2 separate regions of the Mus musculus genome follow, and region 2 is linked to region 1. Evidence: chromatin loops called from intact Hi-C (ENCODE). Cell type or tissue: left cerebral cortex. All regions are shown on one strand. Each heading gives the region's core, and the rest is flanking DNA. Links, peaks and the distances in the headings are about the cores only.

Region 1 (12,661 bases), core at 3,120-11,119:
AGCAGTGTCTCAGAGCTTCCCTACAGCCCAGTGCCCATGTATTGGGCTATGTGCCTGGAATCCAAGAGTACAGAAGACCCCTGACTGTCCCCAGTGGCCCTGCCTGCCTAACACTGTGACTGTTTATTAGTGAGTCCTCTAGGTCTAATGGGAGTCAAATTTTCCATTAATTAACAATATAAATAAGTACGTGAATAGGAGAGAAAGTGTGATGGTGGCATGGTGCCCAGAAGGCTCTACTAAAAGCAGCCAGTTTGTGCATCATTAGTATCCTTGCTCTCTCTCTGCAAACCCACAAGAAGAGCCCTTCTGCATGAGGCACACTTAGGGAACTCCAACACCAAGGCCATCCTTCTGTTTCTAGCAAGGTGTTTTTGGATATTTCTGGTTGGTCTTTTGAGATCTTTACAATGCTCCAGTTTATCCAAGTGCATGGTACCTCTTCAGCTCATGCACTCTCTTTCCACAGTGCCTTCAAGAAAGAAGAAGGGTCATTTCTGCAGATGCAGGGGTCCCCAGAATCACTCATGCTATCACAAAGCCCTGTTGTTAGGTTTTACCTCAGTGAAATCTTGATGTTCTGGAGGGCAAAGCTCTCTTCTCTAACTTGCACTGAAATGGCATTGGTAGATGTGAGCAATTTCTCAGCAGGCTGCTGCTGTAGAACAAAAGCAAATGGTAGAAGGGAGACACGAAGGAGGCAGAGCAGCCGGGAATCCATCCCACCAACGAGCACACATGGTTGCCTGTGGCACTGGGCACTTGACTGGAAATGATAATGATAGAGGCCATGCCTTCCACCCTCAAAGGACAGGAGACAATGCAACAGCAGGCAGTGTTTCATGAAGACAAACTGCAGGTCTAGTAGAGGTAAGCAAGAAAGAGAAAGACTCCAGATACCTGTCATGGAAGAGGTGTGAAAGTTGGGTGACCAACTTCTTTCAGCTCAAACAACTGGGCTGAAAGATTTTTTTTTCAAACTTGCCTAGGCAGAACAAACTCACTCTTTACTTTGCTGTGGCTCAGATGGAATCAGTGGAGAGAAGGGCTTGATAAGTCCCAACAGGTGGCCCGTAGGTAGCACTGCTCTGATTGAGAGACAATTGGAAAGTAGAAACTTGTGCTGGGCCAAGAAATAGAATAGAATCTTTTCAGCTTCCTTGTGAAGGGACAGTATTAGCAGATAAAATGGATAAATATGGTCAGAAATTAGAAGGAAAAGGCTGGTGGCTGAAGACATAGGACCAGATTCCTGACTTCAATTCCTCTTAGAAGAGGTGTTTACTGAAATCATGGTTCCTAAAATTGAGTGGCCAGTCAATAAACAGACATGGTTTGACTACAAGAAATGGCTCGAATAGTTTTATTAAATATTTATCATGTAACTTTGGGAGGGGGCAGATCTTTTGAATCATCTTAAATTCTTTAAGTTTGGGAACACTCCTTACTTGACCACAGCATCCGTTCTGACTATCACAGTGTTTTTCAGGAAGGCAGCTGAGAGTGTAGAAAACAGGGAAGAAAATAAAGAGGAATCGTCGAAAATTACTGCAAGGGACCTCTGAACAGTAAATCTGTGTGTACATACACATTGCACATTTGAAGTTATAGTGTATGACAGAGTGGTGTATATGTAATAGATTTTTGTCATTGTAAGATGAATACAATGTAAGAGGCAAACAAATCTGGGTTTGAAATTTCCCCTCCTACTATAAGGACTTGGGTTCACTGATGGATACAAGCCAGAAATACTGTGGGAGTTTGAAAGTCAGGTGGGGACACAGAGCCCATCCCTGTTCTCAGCCCTGCCTCCCACACTGTCTCAATTCTAGACTTTACAAAGCACGGGTGAGATTCAGTACAGTCAGCCATATCCATTCATCACAGTAGCTCCACACTGTTGCTGTTGTAAATATTGCTGTCCAGTTTTGGATTCTTTGATGTTAGGTTGAACTTCAGAGCCATTGCCTTAGTAGTCAGGAGACCAGGGCATGTGAAAGCGCTCGCATACAGTCTGTAGCTTTCTTTTCAATTAAAGTGCAAGTCGTGTCTATTTCATTTTTTCTCCCTCTCCACTCCTGCTCAGACTCTACAGAGGTGTCAGGGACTAAGCCAACATGCTTGATTGTTTAAATGAGAAAGGAGCTACTATTCTTAGCCTGGGACAGGCACTAACAACCTGCCACTCATCCCCCCTCCTTCAGGGAGCAAGCAGCTCTCTAATATGGCCCAATTGCATACTGTAATCACCTGGGGTACTTTTTTAAAAAACACTGATGTCTGAGGACAGCCCTCAGAGACTCTGGCTTAATTGCTCTGGAGAAAGATTCTAGTATTCAGCCAGGTTAAGAAAAACTGCTGTAATGTGAGAAGAAAATTATTCATCTATTTCTCCTGCCCTCAAGAAACAACTAGGATCTTCCAAGTTCTGCTGGAGTCAGAGCCCCAGTTATACTAATGGTTTGCCCACTTTGTGCTTCCTTTATTTTGTTTGAAGATGTTCTTTAATGAAGATTGAAAACATACCAAGATATTGCAAAAACTGATTGTATTCTTCTTTTGACAATAATTAAAAAGAGGACAAAAGCCCCAAGGTTTCAAATATGAATGAATAGCTAAGATTTTGTGAGTCAGTGACACTATGACAGATAGTTGGCACATGTGATCCAAGATTTCCCACCTGTAAGTTGTATCAGAATTACCAGTGCCCTGCTCAGGGATACATGTAAAACCATATTACTGAGTGTTATCCTCAGAAATTCTGGTTCAGTAAGTCTGGAGTGTAGGGCAGGAGTGCAAAGCTAAAGCAAGTTGTCTAGACTTGTACAGAAGCCAGTTCAGGTAGACCATTGGACAGCTTCTCTCTACACTAAACAAGTAGAATGCCTTGGCTTCTACAGTACTTTTCTTCCTTTAACATGAAAAGTGTGAGTTGTGTTAATAATGTTTAATTTTCCCAGCATCCCTCCTAAAACTGTAATAGATCATAGCTTTTGTATACTTAGAGAGAATTTGTGTTTAAAATTATAAGAAAGAATTTAGGACTGAGATGAGTTAAGACTATAGACCCCTCAATGAAAATTACTGACTTTAAAGTGTCAGAGTGGGAAACAACAATGAGTACCCTTTTGAATTAGAAGTGAAGCAGAAGAGAAAAAATAATCTGAGAAGGACTTGGCACTCTCCATGCTCTGGTCATGAAAGGATGCCCTTAGGAGCCTAGTAGAAGACATTCATTTTATCCCTTCTCCTTACTTCCTTGTTAATTCCTCAATGCAACCCAAATAAGTGAAGCCTTAGAAGAGACCTGGGGACTGGAATGATAACTCAAGTGCAGAAGTGGTTGTCTTACAAGCATGAGGACCTTAGTTTGATGCCCAGAACCCAGTTGTTTTGAAGTGTCAAAGATGGCAAGTGCTTGCAACCATAGCCCTGAGAACGTGGAGATGTGTGAATCCATGGATCTTGCTAGCCAGTCAACTTAATTATAATTATCGGTAAGCATCAAACCTATGGGAGAACCTGCCTCAAAAAGCAAGGTGGACTATGTATCAGAAATGACAACTGAGGTTGTCCTGTGACCTCTATGTGTACATGAACGCATAAGTGCACTATACACACAGAGACACACAGACAGTGTGTGTGTGTATGTGTGTGAAGGAGGGGAGGAATGAGGAAGAAAAGAACTTGAGAAGGGACAGAAAAGAACTCCAGTAAGAAACAATATTGTTATACTCAATGAGAATTTGACACTGAAAAAGAAAAATATCAAAGAGAAAGTAAGATCCACTCCATGTTCCATCTTGAACACTGAGTCTCCAGCCTTAAGTAGGAAATGTTCCCACCTCTAAAATTATACAAACCTTAGGCAGTCCAGAAAATCTTTGTCCTCAGGGACGTGTCTACCACGAGGGTGTAAAATGGAGCTCTGCCACCTTGGTCAAAAAGTTCCATTGTCGATTCAGTCTGTCCCTCTGCTGCCATCTGCCTACAGAATTTCTGAAAATGGGCCTAATGAGCCCAGTCCATGAGATAAGATGACACATGAAGGTATTGAGGATAGAGTAGGAGGGAATAGTGCATGGAGCACATATCACCCAATCTCTTTAGTCTCCCCTTGCTTCTTAGATATCACGCGAGGCTAGACATGTCATCTCAGTCCATTCTCAAGCCTGCCCTAAGAAGCAGGATCAGCACTCATGCTTTACAGATGAGGAACTCAAACTTGAAGAAATGGAATAAGCAATCCAACCTGGAAACGCCAAAATCAAGCCATCTTCCTTTACAAAGAAAAGTCAGTGCTTTTTCCACTGCACCCTTGCTCCCATTGGCCTCAAGCTTTGGGGTTTGACCCAATGAAACTAGAATGTTATCCTTTATCCCATCAGTTTTTAGAATATACAAGAGCCACCTGTGCCATAATTATTAAGACTCATAACAGACTTGGGAGACGGATGTATCAGAGGCCATCTTTTATCACTTCCTAGTTTCCTCTCTAACTTCACCCTCACAAACAGCCCATTCCTGTTCCCTGTCTTCTATTATGAATAAGACCCTAGCAGCATTCCCATGCTAATCGATTGTATCTGGAGCTATTCATAAATATAAGGATAGTTGATATATTCAACATGTATTGAATACTTACATCAGCAAAGCATCTAATGGCTAGTGATAGAACCCAGTAAATAAAGGTGCTTGCTGCTGCTCAGTGACATAAGCTAGATGACCTAGGTTAAATCGTTGGGATACACATAAAGGTGGGAGGAGAGAAGTGACTCCACAAAGTTGTCCTCTTGTGTTTGCTCACACGAATATCATGATGTGCAGACATGCACACACAATTAATAATAATAACAAAAATTGTTACACCAACTAAGCTTTTGATAGACACTGTCTCCTTCTAACAAATTTTAAAGCTCAGTTTGATTGAGATTTCTATTTCACTCCTGATTAAACCAAGGCATAGTGTCTCTGTCACCCGAGTTCTCACATCAAATTAGGAGTCATTCTGGAGAGCCAGACCCATGTCAAACTTGAGAGCTGACACACCTACACCAATTCAGATGAGTCTATGAAACCCTGAAGTTCTCAAGGAAGTGGCAGATGGCCCACAGCAGAATTCCACAAAAGGAATAAGCATGAGATTATGGCATTAAGAACTAATTAGACAGTAGGCCTGTTCTTAGATTTGTAAGAAACAGAGAATATATCAGAAGCTCTTCAAAAAAAAAAAAAGACTGGGAAAAAAGAAGGAACAGAGGCCATTAAAAGAAAAGCAATCATATCAAAGAGTATACAAGAATTTTATATTTTGTAGTATCCTCTACTTTATGAATTTTGTAATAAAACATCAAACATAAAATTTTAAAGTAAAAAAAAAAAATGTCACAGATAGACCTAATAAAGGTCTCTATAGACAAGAAATGCAATTAAAATACAAAATGATGAGTGCGGATAAAGCCACAGCTTGTTGGCTTCTGGATCTGTACACAGGGAATCATAGAAGTCACTGATGTAGACGCAGAAAAGATGGGCACGTGTTGCCTTAGATCACGTTGCTAAGGAGACTCTGCTGTACAAACTATAAGCCTGGAGTGGCCAAAAGATGAAGCATGTTCTCCACCAAAAGTTGAACCCAGGAGCTTATGGCGTGGTGATTTGATCTGTTCCATCAGCCATGTCCTCCAGAATAAGACACAGAAGCAAGTTTCACCTCAGCTTCCAGGATGGAGATGGAGTAAAATGTCAAAGCCAGTTAACAAAGTGAATGAAGGAATACAGAGGAAGAAAGGAGATAGAGAGACATAGAGAGAAAGACAGAGAGAAGCTAACATTTGGTCCCACACACCATACACAAATATAATGCTAGGGGAAATGGCAAATAGACTCATCCACTGGAATATAAATCCAACTCATATTAATTTTACTTTATGAAGACATATAAATATATATATATGTATGTATGTATGTATACACACATATATATACATATGTATGTATATATATATATATATATATATATATATATATATATAAGGATTGACTATGTTTAGAGAACTCAAAGAAACTATCAGTTAAAAGAAATTAATAAAGTCACCATTTTCATTTTTCAAGTGCTACAAATTGTAAGACTAGAGAAAAAAAAAACCTCCAAATTTAAAAACTTAAAAATAGGATATTATTGGATAAACATGTAAAGAGGAAGTCCATACATTGAAAAGACTTTACTGAGACATTCACTCAAATATTATCACAAAACTAATGAAAATATGATACAAAGCAGTTAAGTGTATAGAAGAGGATGAGAGATTTCTAACAGGATGAGAATGTATCTATCAGAAGAAAACAAAAGTGATTAGAACTAAAGATTTTCCAAACCTACTATGAGTGTCGTCTAATCAAACTTATCTCTGATACCTGCATAGGAAAGGAAGTACAAATCTATATCTGACCTTCTTAGTGACTCTTCAAACATCATTAAAAAAAGGGGGAGGAGAAAGCTCTCCAGAGCTACACAAAGAAAAGTCACATTACTTATAAAGCAAAAGTATTTGGAATGACAGCCGACTTCTCAGCAGCAATAAAGATGGCAGGTGACAATGGAGTCATGTCTTGACATGGCTGAGAGAAAAATATGTGTGTTTAGGATGCAAACTTTATATGCCCCAGTTTAGGGGAACGCCAGGGCCAAAAAGTGGGAGTGGGTGGGTAGGGGAGTTGGGGGGAGGGTACGGGGGACTTCTGGGATAGCATTGGGAATGTAAATGAGGAAAATACCTAATAAAAATATTTAAAAAGAAAAAAAAAGAGTATGAACCAAAGCCGGGCAGTGGTGGCGCACACCTTTAATCCCAGCACTTGGGAGGCAGAGACAGGCGGATCTCTGAGTTCGAGGTCAGCCTGGTCTACAGAGTGAGTTCCAGGACAGCTAGGACTACACAGAGAAACCCTGTCTCGAAAAAAACAAAAACAAAAAACAAAAAAACAAAACAAAACAAAAGAGTATGAACCAAAAAGAGGTAATTTTCCATTACAAAAATATGTCATATCACCCATGTCTTCACTATCAAGAACCACATGAGGATACACGTTAACAACAAAAGAAAAGTGAATTTAGAGGGTCATTATAATACAAGACACAAATGTGACACTGTAGACCATAAAAATTGATAACATTTCATGTGTTTTAAAAGAGTGAAGCTAAAATTCAGAGAAGAGCAAAGTGGGTTGTAAATATTTTGCATCCATTACTGCTTAACAAGTTGAGGTTTTTTACCTACATTTTCAATGAAAAGCACATTTTTAAAGGACAGGTTAGGCTATCCATGGAAGAACAGCTATATAGTCTTTATTCACCAAACTAGCAGAGAGAAAGCAAGAGCTTGGAGATGGAAATACAGGAACTTATCAACCAACAGAAAGAGAAAGGAGAAAAAGACAATGGAATTGAGGAGAAAAGAAGGATCAAAACATAAAATATGTCTAAAATACCACAGTGGATAGTCAGATAAAATTGTCAATAAAACAAGAATTATCATACTAGAATGTATTTTTAAATGAACTATTATTGTTTACAACAGACCTGCTCAAAGCAAAAACCCAAGAAAATTATATAGGAAGCCATTTAAGACAGCAAATCATCAATATCTAGGAAATGTTTAAATGAACAAAATTCTCACTTTGAATACACATACTACAAAACAGTTTTTTACTGCATGCTGAAATCCATTTCTAAATCATAGAATCAATTCAGTAAGCCAGAACCAGAATACTTTGGGTTAAAAATGAGTATGAAGTCAAACCTGTAAGATAGAAAGGGTAAGATGGGTGGAGGCTAGAGAGATGGCTCAACAGGTACAAGCACATAGTATTCTTAGTAATGACCCAGGCTCAGCTCCCAACAGCCAAATCAGCTTACGATATGTAACTCCAGTTCCCAGTGATCTGTTGTCCCCTGCTGGTCAGCATGGGCACTGCATATACATGAGGTATATACATACTCTCAGGCAAAATACATAAAAATAAATAAATAAATATTGTTTAAAAGACAGAATGTAAAGAATAGAGTAGGACAGAATAACATAAAACAGAGCAGAATTAACTAGGCACCAGACTATACATCAGAGCACTCCATGGATACAGCAGGAGCATTACTTCATAAAACTTTTATTTGGGAATATGAATGACTTATGCAAGAAATGCTATGTAAAATCCATTTCCACCTTGTTTTAAGACGTGATAACTCGAGTCTAGAGAAACATTTGCATTCATACATGGGGATACATGGCTCAGAATGTACACTGCAGTGTGATTTATGATTTTAAAAGTTAGCAACGTGTTCAGAAGTACAGTGCTGAGTTAAATTAATTGAGGTCAATAGAAATTCAGAGAACTATTATACAATAAGGAAAATAAGCTCACATATATGTGTCAAGACAGAAAGGAAGCAAAACAATGCTTCACATTCTTATGAAGGAACACACACCAGAACCGCACGGCAATGGCAAAAAAGCCTGTAAGGTATGATAAATACCAGATTTGTAAGCATAAAAAATCCTTGGAAACGAGAATATGAAGGACCAGGAAATAAAATCAGGAAGGCTTCCATGAGACGCCTCAGCTGAATCCAGAATGGCTCCGTTTTTAAAAGAAGGGGGATAAATATGAGGAAAATGCTAAAGTTTAAATAATTTCCTTCTTCTACTTTTCTACATGTTATTTTTGGTCCAAAATTACGAATTTCCGAAACTGGTCTAAAATAAGCCCCTGTGCTCCCAAACCTTCCAGACTTGGCTCCTCCCTGATTTGGACATTGGCCTTGCATCTCACTCCAAAGCAAGAGACGTGGTCAACATTGAATTCTTCAGCCTAATTAATTAATTAATTAATTATGACTCCAAAATTGTTTTTCTATGGAGCCAAAGTAGAGTTAAAACCCAGAAACACATATGCATGTACACGCACACAGACACAGATGCACATGCACACCCATGTACACACGCACACACACACTCAGAGACACACACACAACCACAGTAACACTGAGTGTAACTGAGGTTCCATTGTGCTTCTGATGAGCAAAGATGAATGTTATCACTTTTCTTCACCTAATGAACATTTCAATCTTCTAATAAACATCCTAATAAAGAAAAATTGAGACTTAACTCACTTTTATTATCGTTACTGACATGCCAAAAGGTCTTAATTGGGCTGAAAACAGCTTCCAATAATAATACCCTCCTTAATTGATTCATTAAAGGAGCCCCCGCTGAGAGAGGAGTGTTAACTCTGGGAGAAGAAATGAAATAGAGCCCTGTTTCCCACAGAGTAGCCATGATCTCTCTGCCATCAACTCCCTAGGCCATTGAAGATGGTGTTGAGAGTGCCCAATGCCTGACATCAGTCTCCATCCCAAAAAGGGCCCAGAGGGGAAATGGGGTTTTCCCTGTGTCCCCGCTCCTTTATGGGGCAATGGAAAGCAAAGCTGGAATCACAAAGCATTTGGTCTCACAGTGAGACCAGTCTGCAAATAAGCAAGCCGGCAAAGAGATTCACTGATAGCACGAGATCAAACCTCTAGCTTACCCCATCCCTGCATGGTAGATCGGCCGCAGGAGAAGCAGGTTGAAAGTAGGACAATCATCTGTTTGCAGGAAGAGTGGTTTTGATCATATCACAGAGACAATAGTGCACTCAAAGCCATGAGGTCTAAAGTTACGTAGGAGACTGTCTCACTCTGCCGCTAACTAGCTGTTACTTTGGAACGATAACCCGACCCAGGATGTAACATACAATAGGAATAATACACTGCTTATTTCGCCACGGCTGCCAGAGTAAGCCAGATCTTTTCCTTTTGCTCAAAACCCTTCCGTTGCTCCCCTCTCCGTAATTCTCCCCCCGCCCCTGCCCCAGTGCCTCCCTCATCTCATCTCCTGGTCCACTCAACAGAGCATTCCACCCAACTGCTCCCCAAAAGCATCTAGCGCTCTGCCACCTCGCATCTCGGCCTTTGACTAGCTCTGCCTTTGCTTCCATCTCCCTCCTTGATCTCCTCAAAGTCTCTGATGTGCTACCACCCCCTTCATGACTGCTTAACTTATCGTTTGCTCACCCCAAATATTTTCCTATTCTTTCTTTTTTCCTGGCACTTATCACGTTCTAGTATTCTATATAATTTATTTACTACGACAACTGCCTGTTATCCACTGCTGTCTCGTTCCCAGACCCATCCTAACTGCCTAAAATGATGTGGACTGGGTGCTTAATTTATGCTACATGAAAACCTCTTAAGACTGGCCTGGTGACTAAACTAGCTGGTGCTCATCCAGCATCAAGTTCAACAGAGACATGCAGAAGTACTAAGTAAACAGCCCTTGCTGCTCTGTGATGATTAGTGTTATCGTTGGAATTACTAGATTTTGTTCAGCATAAAAGATGTGAACCAGCTCCTCATTCATTGTATACCATAATAAAACTTTTCCTATTCCTGTATTAATTAATTAGGGTATGGTTCTCTTTGCCCCTGGTTCTTAGAAGGGGAAAGACCTAAAAGACCTACATTTAACTAGTTTTCTGATACTGAATAACATATATATGTATGTGTGTATATATATATATGTACACATATACATGCATACATATATACATACATATATACATATATACATACATACATACATACATACATACATACATACATATGCCACTAGCTAAGAATCAAAGGTGATGAGTCACCCCTCCCCACCTCCTTTGTCAGTATGCCCAGGGCTGAGAATAGCTACTAGGTCAAGGATACTAGCTGCACCTGGGAGCTACTCTTCCCTTGTTTCTGTAGGACTCTGTCGCACATAAACACCATCTCTGCAGCACCTACATGCCAGCAAGAGACTGGAAAGTGTTTGCTTTTTACGTTTACCAAAGTGTAAGGCAGGACTCAGGAAGGAAGGCACGTGACTTGCTTGCTAGGATCCTCAGAACTGAAACCGCTGCCACACAGTCTGAGACACTTGTGCCTCTCTCCAGGAAAAGAAGAAAACAGCCACCATCTGGCCAACCCATAACCTCCCAGGCGCTAATGAGATGCCTTCTTTGTCAAACACTTAGGAGCCTCTGTGATAAAGCACCACCCTGGGTAAATAATGAATGGAGCAGACCCATTAACTCAAAGTTTGACTGCATCTTCTGTTTTCTTAACATGAAGGAAGACAGGAACAGCAGAGGCAATGAGCCGTTCAACACTCGGAGCCAGATACTGCTCTCCACTTCTCAGCGAAGATACCGAGTGCTGGTTTCTGTCTCTCCCCCATCACATCCAGACTCCTCTGTCCTGTGAGTGGCACCTGTGTGAGGGGACACGGCTTGGTATCTCTCAGGCCACTGGAGGTCTCATCAGTGCAGCCATCTACAGAGGGTTAGAAAGGCAAGAAAAGGTAGCAGTTTTAAAAGTGTAAGTTTCTGAGAAAGAAGTTCTGGCGTTCAAATCCTGGATCTGTCAGTTAGCATCTCTGTGACCTCAGCCCAGTGACTTCACCTCTTGGAGCCTCAGTTTCCACATCTGTCCATATGGTGATACCCACACTTGACCCATAAAACTTGTGGAACTGTAGATCAAATAATGCATGAAGTCACTTAGCACTGAATCTGAAGGCCAGCAAGAACTCAATAAAGACTACCCATTTGAAGAGTCTCAAAGAAACCAAAAGCCAGCGTGCTGCCATAGTCAATAACTTTACCTGTATTAACTTATTTAATGTTGCAACCATCCTGTGAAGTATCATAATCATCGTCGTCATCATCACCATCAGTATGATCGTCATCATCCGTATCATCGTCATCACCATCATTGGCACTGCCATTGGCATCATCAGTATCATCATCATCTTTATCTTCATCATCACCATCACCATCACCATCACCTCCATAAGACTTACAAAGCAGCCAAGGCACAAATAGTAAAGCAAATTGCCCCAGGTCACGAAGCTGCTAGGCATGAAGGCTACTCTCTTGAGCAATTATACATACACATATATTTCCCTGCGGCTGCTAGACAGTGAACTCCTTGTAGATAGAAAATACATCTCATTCATTTGTGTGGGGTGGGGAGGGGTGAGGGTGCTTAATAAATGTTCACTTGTAGAATGAAGAATAGGTTTTCTCTGAGGTACTGGAGCCTCTCTCCTTGTGCACCCCCTTCATAAGCCCTGAAGAGATAATGAAAATATACTATTCTTCCAAATATACAAGGAGGTTATCAAGTTCACATTTGATTTTCTAGGAATGGTGTTGTATTTTCCTTGAAGCCCCTGTGTGCTTTCTCCTATACTCTCAAATACAAGCGACCTGTATCTGAGAGGGTTCCCACAGACAGTGGTATGGTGAGATGTGCCCATTCTTTTATTTTGGAAACCAGCATAGCATTCCAACTAAATCCAATGAATGTCAAAAGCCCATGCATATCTATAATCCCAGCACTTGGAAAGCTAAGGCAAGAGGATCAGGAGTTTGAAGCCAGCATTGGCCACGCAGCAAGATGTTGCCTCAATAAAAGAAAAGAACAACTCTCACTCATAAGTTCTCCAACTCAAGTGCTTCTAATGCTTCATTATTCTCAGGGATATTTAAACAAAAAGTAGTTGAAATTGAATTGAAAATGAAGAAGATA
Region 2 (12,661 bases), core at 2,057-10,056, 600 kb before region 1:
TGCTTCTTATAATATTGGAAATGACATGACTAGTAGTTACCTCAAAGCACATACTACCTTCATCAGATGAACATTTGCAGGACTTTTGATGTGTGTTTTTCTTCATGAAAATATCATGGGTGATTTAAGAAAACCCAGCCAAGTTTCTTGATTTTCATGTGATTGGACATAAAGACCAAGGACATAAAGCCAAAGGACATAAAGTCTCCATGAAACCTTCTCCTCTTCTCCTTTTCTCTAGAAAAGCATGGCACATAGAGAGGCAATGTGATTTGCCATGGGATAAAGGGAAGCCAGGAAACAGAAGTGTCTCTGAAGTGTGAGAAATGGGGTGCAACTGTCAGATTATCCGTCTCATAGCAGATTGGCTTGATTAACAAATGAAGAAACCAAAGTCAAGAAAATAGCGAGAGGCTTGATGAGCTCAATGTACGAAGACTCTGTGTCACTGAAAGCACAAACAATATTTCTGAAATGATGCCAACTCATTCATCTGACACTCCATTTCTCATGGGCATCCATCAGAGCACGGGCAGAAGGAATAGTCCTCCTATTTCTGAATGCTACGTAGCCTACAATAATTTTTAAATCATTCTAATTTTGAAAAGTGCTGTGTTAGAAAGCACAAGTGTAGCAGTGGAGGGTTGGGGAAAGCAGTGGCTTTCCCCAAATCACTGTGGAGTCTTCTTAAAATGTCACATCTGAGAGTGTTAGATATTGACATCTTGAACTTCTATATGATGTCAGTTTCCACAGAAGAGTTTAACAATCAAGGCTATGGGAACAAAACGACAATATATTTTGCCAAGGCTCATGGTTTCCCTACACAGGATGTAACATCATATCTGCTACTTTTCAGGAATTAAATATCTAGAGATGAGGATAGAAATTGCAGCTCACAGAAACCAGAGAGTATCTCCTGGGTCATGCTTTCCTCTTAAGTGAGATGACGAGATTCAGGTGAGTCTCAGTCACCTCTTATGTGTAGCAGTGATGTGCTGTAGCAAAGCCACATATGTGGGTCAAAGCTTGGCCTCACACTCTCCTTTGGAGGAGAACTTGAACTGTGCCCATCTTTAGTTTCTCATGAAGAGAATAAGCTCAATTATCTCTATCCATATCCCATTCTATAAATAGTATACATGCAAGTGTTTATATTATTTAAAATATACTATTTAACTATAAACTTACTAAGTATATTAAATATAAAATAATTTTAATATAAACTTATTTAAAATAAAGCATGTTATTTAAAAATACCAAGTTTTGTAAGGTGTAAGCCTGACTTCTTCTCTGAGGTTCACTGTTTTATATTTAAATGTCAGTGGCTTCTTTTTATGACTCTTAATACCTTTGGATTGCTTTCTTCATAAGCCAACTCTATACCCAAGAGCTCAGGTACCAGAATTCTGTGGTTTGAAAATTTAAAATGTTCATTTCTTACACTTATTCCCCTAGGTTGATTGCTCACTGTCAAGTATTTCATTCCCTGATCACTAACTCCCCAAACTATGTGTTCACACACATACACACCAATGAAGATGAGGCTGTTTCCCATCCTCACTCCTAGGCCCTTCTCGTCACAGTGCTCTTCATTCCTTAGGTTATCCAAACTACTCAGATAAACCTCCAGCCTCATCTTGGAAATGAGAAATTGCATCACTTCCCGTTCTCATCATTCCATTCCATTCACCGAATACGTACATGCATGCAAACGCATATGCACATTCAGTTCAGACACTGAAAACAGTGTCTTGCATTAAATGTTTTTATTTGTAGAATTTAAACAACAATAATACTAATACATAAATAATAACAATGTATAACTTGCTTGGAGTTCATGAGAAGGAAATGAGATTGCACAAAAAGATCTCACACATTCAGACATTTAGTTGTTGCTCAGTGACAATAACCCTCTCCACTGTCTTGTTACATGACATAACTGTTTCAGACGGAAGTGGACTTTTGAAACATTGCCACAAGAATTCATATACTGTTGGTCTAAAAAGTAAATGTAGTGATTTATATTCCTTGACTTTTATATTCATTTAGAAGAAAAGATAGTATGTGTGCAGCAACAGTTAAAGGGTGGGACTAACTCAGATGATCATCAGCTTCTTGTGGCCAAGACATTAGTGAGTGGAAGAAATAAGGTGTAGAGCACTGTATCCTCCTAATATTCTATATTTTCACGGTTTAAGAGAGAGTGAAATTCTTTGGGAGTGGGTATTTGCATAGTAGTCCTCTTTGGGCTGTTATTAGATTTACTAAGAAAGAATCAATGTTTGCTTCTTGTAATGTTGGAAATGAAGTGAATAGTAGTTACCTCAAAGTACCTTCATCAGATGAACATTTGTAGGTTTTTTTAGTGTGTGATTTTCTTCATTAAAATATCATGGGTGATTTAAGAAAACACAGCCAAGTTTCTTGATTTTCATCAAGATTTTGATTGGCTGTCCCTTCTTGAGAAATCCTGGCACTTTCCTTCTTTCCATTGACAGAAGTTACACCTGTCCTACCATTCATCCATTCCCTCACTCCCTCAAGTTATTTCACAGGAAGACCTCCAAAGCGTTCTTACGTGGGTTAGGTTCAGTGGGCCTCTGTCTCTAGGAATCTCAGGAACAACTGGCTCCACAGTCAGGAGCAGTTAAACTCTCAGTAGTTTATTTAGATATTTTATCTTAGTTGAAGATCTGGGGACTCCACAGGACCGCCATTCTCTGGCATGTTTTATAGCCAGACTCCTGCAGAGTGTAGAAGGAATAACTTGGGTGAGATGCAGAGTAGAAAACAAGTAGAGATCAGATATGATGGAAATGGGTGGGGGTTTGTAGATAAGAAGCAGTTTCTAGACTTCCTCACTCTTTCAGAGCATCTGGCTAAAGGGGCACTTTATACCTAACCCCAGATATATCCTTCCTCTGTGTACATCTAACCTCTGCCCTCTGTTTTGTCTACTTCTTTCCAAAACAATCTCCGATGTTGCTCTCAACTCAAGGAAACTAAATGGAGACACTTGTCTCCCTCTCTGCCTATTCTCCTCTATATAGGCCTTCATCATGTGACTCACTGGGAATTCCCCCACATCCCTTGCCACTTTCAACTTATCTTTCTTCAACAACGGCTCTTTCCAAAATTTAGTGTAGTTCGCCAGTTAGTAGGATGCATTTCAGCCTCACACATTTATTAGAACATCAAAAACATATCGTTCACATCCATTCAATTAAAGTTAATATCTTTATTCCTCCTTCTTTCCTTCTTTCCCTCCTTTTCTCCCTCCCTTACCCACTGCCCGGACTTCCCTTTCACAGGCTCAGCAGACAGCACCTGCTTCTCAGAAACAAGGCTTGTCCTGTTCTCCTTTCTCTAGTCTTCCTTTAAAAAATGCGAGTCCCTCTTCCTGACAGCCACTGGAGTGAAAGGAGACACACAGAAGGAAACCATCACAGGCAAAACAATTCTCTTTCTTTTTGGACGCAGGCCATTTCAGAGGTCTCCCCAGAATCCCCAAGTTCTCCTCTTTGCTGTTGTCCCTACAGGTCTGGTGTGGGGCGTGAGGTGTCTCAATTTAGCTGTTCAGCGATTCTCTGCCTGGTCATCTTACCACAGAGCTCCTGTGGTCTTTTGCCTCCCTCTTTACCCCCTCCCTCCCCCCCCCCCGCCCCCGGCCCCGGGGTGTGTGTGTGTGTGTGTGTGTGTGTGTGTGTGAGAGAGAGAGAGAGAGAGAGAGAGAGAGAGAGAGAGAGAGAGAGAGAGCTATTTCTCACTTGGGGGCTCACTTCTAATTAAGTAATTCAGGAGGTTTAAAAAGCACAGAACAACTAAATGAAACCTCAAATTAGAAGGAAAATGGCTCAAATGGGTCCCCATCTCTGGGAGTTCTGGTTAAGCAAGCAAACAAAATGGGCTGGGACGAATGAATATTGTAACTCAGAAGACCAAAGCAAATGTAATTAGTTCCCAGTCTACTTCTTGTTCCTCAGCCTCTGACACGCTCCAATCTCACTCCCAACGCCACACGCAGCCGCGAATTTATCCAATTCTTCCTTATCCTTACTGCGGGGAGGGGGAAAAAGTCGCTGCTGCAAAAAGCTGGGAGGGTTAACAGAGCTGGTACCCCAGCCTGCCAGCTAGCCAAAGGAGATTGCCGGTAGGCCTCAGAACCCGCCTCCTGCCAGGCTTCACAGCCAATGGGAGCCTGTGGTGAGTATGGCGCAGGGTCCTATTGGCTGCCAACCTACGTGCATAAGAAAGAACGAGAGAGGCAGGCAGGGCAGCATTGTTATCTTAAGACACTCATCCGGTGTCTGAGTCTGCAGGTGACACTGGTTAGGTACGGACCGGGAAGCCGGAGTGGGGACGCGCCGGGCTGCAGCTCCAGGATGGAATCCGCCTGCCTGCCGCGCGGCTCGCGGCTCAACCCGCAGCGCCTCCGCTGAGCTCGACGGGTTCCGGAGGACTTGGAAATGCACCTGCCGCGCGCTCCGAGGACACCAGCAGGTCCTCAGGCAGCCGAAGGAGCCCAGACGCCTGAGGAACGATTTCTGTCCATGTACAAGGCACAGATTTCGGATGACAGGGCGGGTGAGTCTCTTTAGAGTTGGAAAAAAAAGAAGGCAAGATCTTGGGTTTCACCTCGGTCGAGGGACAGGGGACTTCTCAGTTGGCTTCCCACTTTCCTCACCTCTCCCACGCCGCGTGCGACCCAGCCTAGTGCTGATCCCACTTCACAGATGCTGTGGGTGCCTGGGATGCTCGCTGCTCCACGGCAAGGCAGCAGGCAAGTGGTCTAAAAGCTGCCGCCGCGGCGGCGGCGGCGACAGCAAAGCCCAGAGCAGGAGAATTTGAAAAGAGACATCCGTTCCCTCTCACAAGCTGAGGGGGTGGCATTTCATATTTCCCCAAAGGAGAAAGAGCCACAAGAAATCATGAAGTAAAAACTTTGGAAGGCTGCCACTGGAGATGTTGCACAAAAATCAGGCGTCTTTTGGGAGTCTCCTCGCAGTCCTTGGTGGTTTGGGGAGCAGCTGATACAGCAAGAAGGACTCTTACAAGGATTCAAGGTAATCGTGCAGGGGTCTGTACCCCTGGGTTTTCTGTATCACCTTTCGTTGTGATTTTCATGAGTCCTCATTCAACCTTCTTGTCTGGTGCCTGGCAATTGCAAGCAAAAGGAATAACTCCCATTCCACCCCGTAGTTTCTGTCAGGTGGAGCTTAGCAGTGGACTTTGGGTTTGAGCTGACTCTGGAATCGCCTCCTGGTGTCGCATGGCTGTCACAGAGCTTGGGCACTCTGCCTGACCTATATTGGTTTTTTTTTTTTTTTTTCTTTTTTTGCCTGGTTTAAGTCCTTAAAGTTAGTGCAACTCCCATTAGCTTTCGAAAATTCATTCGGGCTCCATAATTGCAGAGGATGACAAGGACTTTTGCTTGCCTAGCTGATGCCGGACAGAACTGCACGAGGTTCACTGTGTTTGGGGAGGACCCTAAAGACCTGGTATTCTTTTGTGCAATATAGCTGTATTCACATGGTCATTAAAGCCCTGTGGCATGCTTTAGAGGCCAGTCTATTTCTTCTATGAACATGTAATGAGGGACAAAAATAATTCCTAGGAGTGAATCCCATAGTCTCCTTTGGGTGGTATAACAGAAACCCCAATCGACTGAGTCAATCCTGGTAGTACACTGGAGACACTACAGGGAGAATATTGCTGTGCTGAAGGGAAGGGTCTGTTGAGACTATCTATCAGAGTGTTTTCCCTGTTCATACACAGCTGTGTGTGTGTGTGTGTGTGTGTGTGTGTGTGTGTGTGTGTGTGTGTGTGTGTGTGTGTGTGTGTTCACAGCTGTATGAAGGAAGCTGGCTGCTCACAGAAACACTAAGCATCTCTGCCTAGCCCCTGCTCGGGCCATGATGCCTGGGGTGTCGCTACCCAGTAGGAGGATGAACTTGTACACTGCTGTTCTAGCCCAGAGGAGTTCTCTCTTCACCAAGCAGTCTTTCTTCACGGTACATATTTATCCAGGGTATATAGACTTAAGCCAAATATTAACTAACAATCAACTGGATGCACTGTAATGTGATTGAACAGACCTTTCTGTAAAGAACCATATGTATGCTTTCCCTGTCCTGGGAGCAGGTTGCCCTGAGTAGGAACAAATGTGCTAAGAGAATATCAATTATGAAATAAAATCCGGACCGTATCCAACAGGGCCAGTGATATGTTAGCATAGGCCAATAAGAAGAATTAAACATATACACTGTGAGTTAAGTATTTCTCCCCAGGTCTTCTCTAGACAAGTGTATGTTGATTCCTTTGCTTTCCTCGCCCCCCTGGCCAGGCTCTTGGAAGATATGCAATGCCTGTATTAACCAGGAAGCTATAGGATTCTACTAAATCCCCTGGGGGGCAGTCTGATGACATCAGGAAACAGCTAGAGTGATGCTGAAGTCTATGTGTTTTCCCTCTTGATTTTGCACAGTTGTATGCCTGGTTTTTGTTTGTTTGTTTGTTTGTTTATGACATGGCCCTCATGAGTTCCTTCTCACCTGGAATGAGTTGCTATGTAGCACTGAGAGCATGACCAAGCAATGCTGCCACAGTGATCTATCTTACCAGTACCATAGCTGCTACCCACTCTGGGAAAAGATGCATGCTCTGCTTCTGTGAGGAAAGAAGAATTTGGAAAGATGCCGAGCAAGGAGACTGTGTTTGAGAGCAAGCGTCAGACCAGAATCTTGGCTGCTGGAAAACAGCTGGTTTTAAGGGGTTTGACAGCTGGGCTGCAGCCATGGGGAAGCCAGAAGCATTCTTGACTCTTACTTCTTTCGCCTTACAAAAAAATGGAGTTGTCTTTCCTTTCCCAGAATGGAGTGGTATGTGTTCAGTGTGGAAACAAGAAAAGTCAGAGGAGGTAAACGCTGGGGAGGACAGAAGGGCCCGATTCTTCTTGTGTTGGCCTGGTTTGGGGAATGGGAAACATCTCTTCCTGGACCTCAAGATCCCCTTCAGAGTGTTCCTCTCTGGCCTCCTGACAGGTTGTTTACTGAGCAAAGCCAGAGGGCACAGAACGTCCCTGCTCCCTGCGTCATCAACTCCTCCTGATCCTCTTCCCCAAGGTACAGGCTTGCACCTGGGAGCACCACCTTAGACCTATCCCTCAGGGAGGGTGCTCCAAAATCCCTCTCCACTCACAAACAAGAGGTAATCTGAAGGGACTGGAGATAATGTGTGGGCACTTTGCACTGGCTGGAATGTTCAGTGTTCAGGTTCCTAGCTAGTGTTTAAGCGAGCACTGTGTGGTATTACTTCTGGAGAGCCATTCTTTCTTCTTATTAAATAATAAGTCCTTGCATATATTTTGAAGAGCTCCTTTCCCAAAGAGCTGGGAGCATTTACAGAAGTCCTCTACATAATTCTCAGATGGCTTATAGTCTCCTTTGTCTTTGGTTATCCTAAGATGTAGAGCGTGAAAGACTTCAGTCTTCTTCTTGGAAAGGGGAGTGCAGAGAACCCCAGAAGAAGATCTGTCTTACACAGGACACACAGCAGTAGGAAAACTCATGGAATGGAGGCCTGGGTCTTACTGCTTCCTAATTAACCTCAGTCCCCTGGGCTCCTTCTAAGGCATAGTTCCATCTCAGTGTTTGCGATCTGACTTGGTTGCTTTATACGTTACAAAGCAAGGAGGCTGTGATGTGATTTGGGGGGTCCTCCTCTGGCAGTACATCAAGGCACAGAGGGATAAAAAAAACCTTAGGAAACTTTAACCCCATGATTTTGTAGTCTACTTGGGAAAATAGGCCTATGTCCAGGCAAAGGTAAATGATGATGTATTCTCAACAGAAGTTCAATACAAGAGAAGTCAAAAGGCTGACCCTATTAATCAGCCATTGATCTGTACTAATAATAAGAGCTATCAGTATTTCACGAAGGGAGAATTAGAATGGAGCCATGAGAGTTAGAGTGGAATATTTTGGGTAGGCAGAGCAGGGCTAACGGGCTCTAGTTGATCAAGTCCCTCACTGGAACACAGGCACAGGGAGAAGCTGAAACCAGCATGGTCTGCATGGGCCTTTGGGGCCACCTCTCTTGCAACCTGGAAATCCTATGTATCTGTGTTCATTGTATTAAACATGTACGGCCTAGCGGAAGTTGATCTAGGATCCTGACAGGGCTCTGAAATACTGGGCATATTGCTAGACATTGGAAATGTTACCTGGCCTTCCATCCACTCTCAGGTCTAAGCCACATACAATGGGAAAAGCTTTACTCAAGGTCAGAGAGCCTATCAACTTTATATCAAAAAAAAAATTTGAATGACGATGTTGGGGAAGGCAGGCAAATTTCAAGAGAACACAAGAAAAGACTTCTCATATTTTAGAATCAGAATCCTTTAAGAGAGAGCTTTGATTTTCCCCCATTTCCTATTTCTCCACCCAAATGTTCCTCTTGGGGTTTACTTGGAACCGGCAAAATGCCAAAGCCCTTAGGCATTTAGCATTGAGCAGAAGATTTCCAATCTTAAGATTCTTGAGCATGCCCATGTACATAACCTCTTGTCTCCTCTTCTCTTTCCCTTTTAATAAAACATATGCTGTTGCAGTCACAAAGGAGGAGACCACAAAAAAAGACAGGAGGGGGTGGGGAGTGGTACTGCCCGCAGCTGTACCACGGGGTTCTGTGATTGTTCAGCAGAGCAAAGAAGGGAGAGGCATGGTGTCAGCCTGGGTAGAACCAAGGGGAGTCTAAGGGCTGCTGCTGTCTCACAGGAGAAGGCTGCAGCCAGTTACACACACACACACACACACACACACACACACACACACACACACTTGTTCTAGGAGTTGGTCTGAAGCATCACTCAGGCTGCACGCCACTGTGTGAATGGCTCCATCCTTACAATAGGGAACGCTCCCTTTGGACATGAGAAGAGAATGACTTGCCACAGTCCCCTCCCTAACTTCTCTGAGATCTGGAGGGAGTTCCCTGGGAGCGCAGACTCTCTGTGTATTTGGTCCAAGAGTACAGTCTCAAACCAGCTCTTAAGAGACATTAGCTCTCTCTTGAAGATCCTACCTTAATCCTACCTGTCACCCTTGTTTCTACTAGCACCCTTATGCTAATGGCCAGTAGCTGGGCTGTGCATAGGACTTCTTCTCTCTTTACTTTTCAGAAATGTACACTGCCATGTTCAGGGTTGAGCCAGAGTCCTGGGCCCATGATGTGTTGTTCATAATTTTGGAGGAAATCCTGCTCTGTTTGGGAAGGAAGTGTCAGAAGGCTAAATTATGATGGCTGCAGTGGGCTAGACTTCTCTAACCTACTGGTGCAGGTTGGTCCTCTTTAAATTATCACTCTGATATGCAGAGGAAAGTATGAATACCATCATCATATTCTGCCATCTTCAGTGGCTGGTCCTGTCCCATCATTTGTTTTTCTCAAACTCAGTTGCAATGCTAAAATACCTGGGGTGCTGGATTGGGTAAAATTAGGAGCCACTGCAGGCAAAAATCCACCCAAGAACTCCACAGGTAGCTCAGGGGCTCTTGAAATGCATGCCAGGATTGTAAAATTGAAAAGATTTACTTTTTCAAAAGCCATATAAGAGCCAGGCAGTGGTAGCGCACACCTTTAATCCCAGCACTTGGGAGGCAGAGGCAGGCAGATTTCTGAGTTCGAGGCCAGCCTGGTCTACAGAGTGAGTTCCAGGACAGCCAGGGCTACATAGAGAAACCCTGTCTCGAAAAAACAAACAAACAAACAAACAAAGAATTATAAGAAACTGGGTATGTGGCTCTGTTGACATGTTCCTTGCCTAACATGCCTCAAGCCCTGGATTTTGTCTCTAGCACCACATAAACCAAGCCTGGTGACACACACTTGTTAATCCTAGTACTTAGGAGGTAGAGGCAGGAAGATCAGAAGTTCAAGGTTATTCTCAACTGTATAGAGAATGGGAGGCCTGCATGGGATATAAGAGACTCTGTTTCTAAGAACACCCCCCACCCACCCACACACACACACAAACAAAATCAATGTAAAAATATCACTATTTTACACTGATTTTAGATTTAAATGATGTAATATTTCAGATATGCTGGGTTAAAAAAAATCCAGTTTTTTTGTTCATTTCTTTTAGTTTTTAATATAGGGACCAGAAGTTAGATTTCCATCGGTGGCAGACAGTGTATTTCTTTTAAACCGCGCTAGCCAGGCCCTGCAGAGCAGTAGCAGGTTAATGGGGGAGAAAGGGCAGAGCTTGAGACAGGAGGAGCCTGAGACATAAAAAGAAAGAGAACATGGAAGGAGAGGTCAAGAGCGGCCCAGAGGGAGCCTCTGGGCATGGGTTTCTGAAATTTAAAAGCAAGAAACACAAATAGCCTACATGGCCTATATTTATTTGAGGAGGGACCTAGCTAACTGTGACTCAGCCCACTGGAAGCTTTTCTAAAGCAATATAGCCCTCAGCTCACATGCCCAGAGTGAGTTGGTGAGAGGCCTTTTGGTTTAGTCTGGTTTTTTTGTTTTTTTTTTTGTTTGTTTGTTTTTTAAAGGGGTAGGGAGTGTAATAGTAAAAATAACTAAGTGAATGATCTTCAGGTTCTCTCTCCAAAAAACGAGGACATACTTGTCTGTACTTAATCTTAATCTTCGAAGTCCCTCCTGTGCCCTCTCTGCCATCATGTGACCTCCCCTTTCCTGACTTTTTCGTTTTTTCAAAACAGACATGTTTTAGTGTGGCAGGGAGACAGAAGAGCTACCACTGTATTTTTCAAGATTATTTACCAAACTATCCATTGCAACGGAAAGACGTGAGGATCACATTTTATTTGTTAATTACAGGTTGAAAGGCTACCACCCCTCCATCATAACTATGCTGGTACTGTTAGTCACCGAGAGAAGGGTTGGACATGCCTAGAACTTCTCTCATGTTTGCTTAGCCCTTCTATCATTTGCAAAAATATTCTTCCAAGCTGTATTGCACTTGATTCACACATCACCCCCAGGGAGCAGTTATTATCTCCTTCCCATGTTTTCCATGATCTCTCTTCAGATTACCTTTATGATTATATTTTCTAACCCTTCTGTTTCTATGGTCTTTATTCAGTCTTGCTTGTAGTTTTAAAATATGAATTATGTGAAGGAGGCATTATTATCTCTCAAGCCCCCTCTCAGCACCTACAAACCTCTCTCTTAGGGTGTTGTTCTTAATGTAAAGATAGAGCAGAGTACCAAATATAGCTTCAGTTCATTGAAGACACTCAACAAATGTCATGCCCACTTCCTGCTGAAGATCTCTAGTTTGATACACGGACAGTTTTGGTATCCCAAACTAAGCTTGTAGTCATTTCGTTCCTCAGATACCTGCTTCAGCAAATGACACAATCAGATCTCCAGGGACTGAAGAAATGTGAAGCTGGACTTAATGGAACACATATGTCACCCTGGCACTGGGGGGGGGGGGGGGGGGGGTGTGCACAGGGTCAATGAAAATTCAAGGCAAACCTCTTCTACACAGTGAGCTCCAGGCCAACCAAAGTTAGCAAGACTCTGCTTCAGCAGAACAAACAAACAAACAACAAAAACTTCATTGAGTAAGAGAGATTTGGAGACTTGAGGACCTGGGTTCAAATCCCCAGCACCCATGTGAAAAACAAACAGCTTAAAACACCCAAAATAGTTGCATGTGTCTGTAAATGCAGTATTGGGGGAATGGAGACAAGCAGATCTGGGGGGGGGGGCTCACAAGACAGGCAGGCAGCCCATCTGAAATGATAAGCTTCCGGTTGAGTGAGAGACCCTATCTTAAGGCAATAAGGCTGAGAGCAGTGCAGAAAGATACTCGACATCCCGCTCTGGCCTCTGCATGTGAATACACGGGCCTGCATAGCTGCACACTCACAAGTATGCAGAGGAAACAAACAGGTGAATTATATTGGCCTCTCACTTTCACACCGATTCCCCTCCCCCATTCTCTCCATCCCCCCCCTTCCCCCCCTCCTCCCCGGCAATAAATCAGCAACCCTGCAAAGGTGTGCCTCTGGTGACCCTTGGAAGGGAAACCTTGCACTCCTGGTCGCACCTCCTGCCACTCTCTGAAGTCAGACTCATCCCTTTTTGCCTGGACCTTCCTGCATTTGTTCTCCCTGTTTCTTGCCTCCAGGGCTAAACCAGGTCTGCTTCCTCCTTGCAGCCAGAATGATCTTTCAAAATGGTAAATTTGATTATGCCTCTCCTCTCGTTGCAATTCTCCTGTGGCTCCCCACAAGCATCAGAATGAGCTCCAAATGTCTTAGCCTAACAAACAAAGCTTCTTCTTCTCGAGCTGGTCCAACGGCCTCTCTATGTGCCTCTCCTTTCTCCCCATCCCACTGCAGCCTTCAGTGAAGCCACAGCACCCTGGCTCTTGGCTGTGCCATGGTGTTTTCTGGCAGTGCCCTCTGCTGTCCTACTCTCTGCTTCCTGGGGGTTCCTGAGCCTCAAGACTCTGTAAACATTATCTCCTCTGTGTAGGCTTCTCCGAGACTCTGGGACAGAATTAATTGCCTCCTCCTCTGTACTCCCACACTTCTTGCTCAAATCTCTCTCACTCTATTCACCATGTAATGATTCGTTTATGTAGCTTGGGCAGTGGTGTTGACATTGGGATTCT

The links. Hi-C counts contacts between places; a loop is a spot of excess contacts. Peaks named below come from ENCODE experiments on the same cell type or tissue, not always from the same donor. Only the 100,000 strongest peaks of a DNase experiment are listed, where the experiment ranks them.
Region 2: a loop joins it to region 1, with 2.5 times the contacts of the local background. A loop is called at or near these places in 6 of 42 quality-filtered maps.

What each region holds. Positions count from the first base shown.
Region 1 is chr1:157,753,817-157,766,477 of GRCm38, reverse strand. It overlaps Gm51655 (a long non-coding RNA gene), which reads right to left. Exons shown (of 2, transcript XR_003948076.1): 2 at 8,151-11,401. Among named protein-coding and RNA genes, the nearest start is that of Gm51655, 13 kb to the right of the region's middle. In left cerebral cortex, for the core only: a CTCF peak has its summit at 7,951 (motif pointing left); a DNase peak (open chromatin) is centred at 11,014.
Region 2 is chr1:158,347,922-158,360,582 of GRCm38, reverse strand. Brinp2 (bone morphogenic protein/retinoic acid inducible neural-specific 2) reads left to right here and starts at 4,323. Exons shown (of 8, transcript NM_207583.2): 1 at 4,323-5,066. In left cerebral cortex, for the core only: CTCF peaks have their summits at 5,266 and 6,389; DNase peaks (open chromatin) are centred at 5,623, 5,923, 6,666, 8,636 and 4 more places; H3K4me3 peaks cover 4,978 bases; H3K27ac peaks cover 3,397 bases.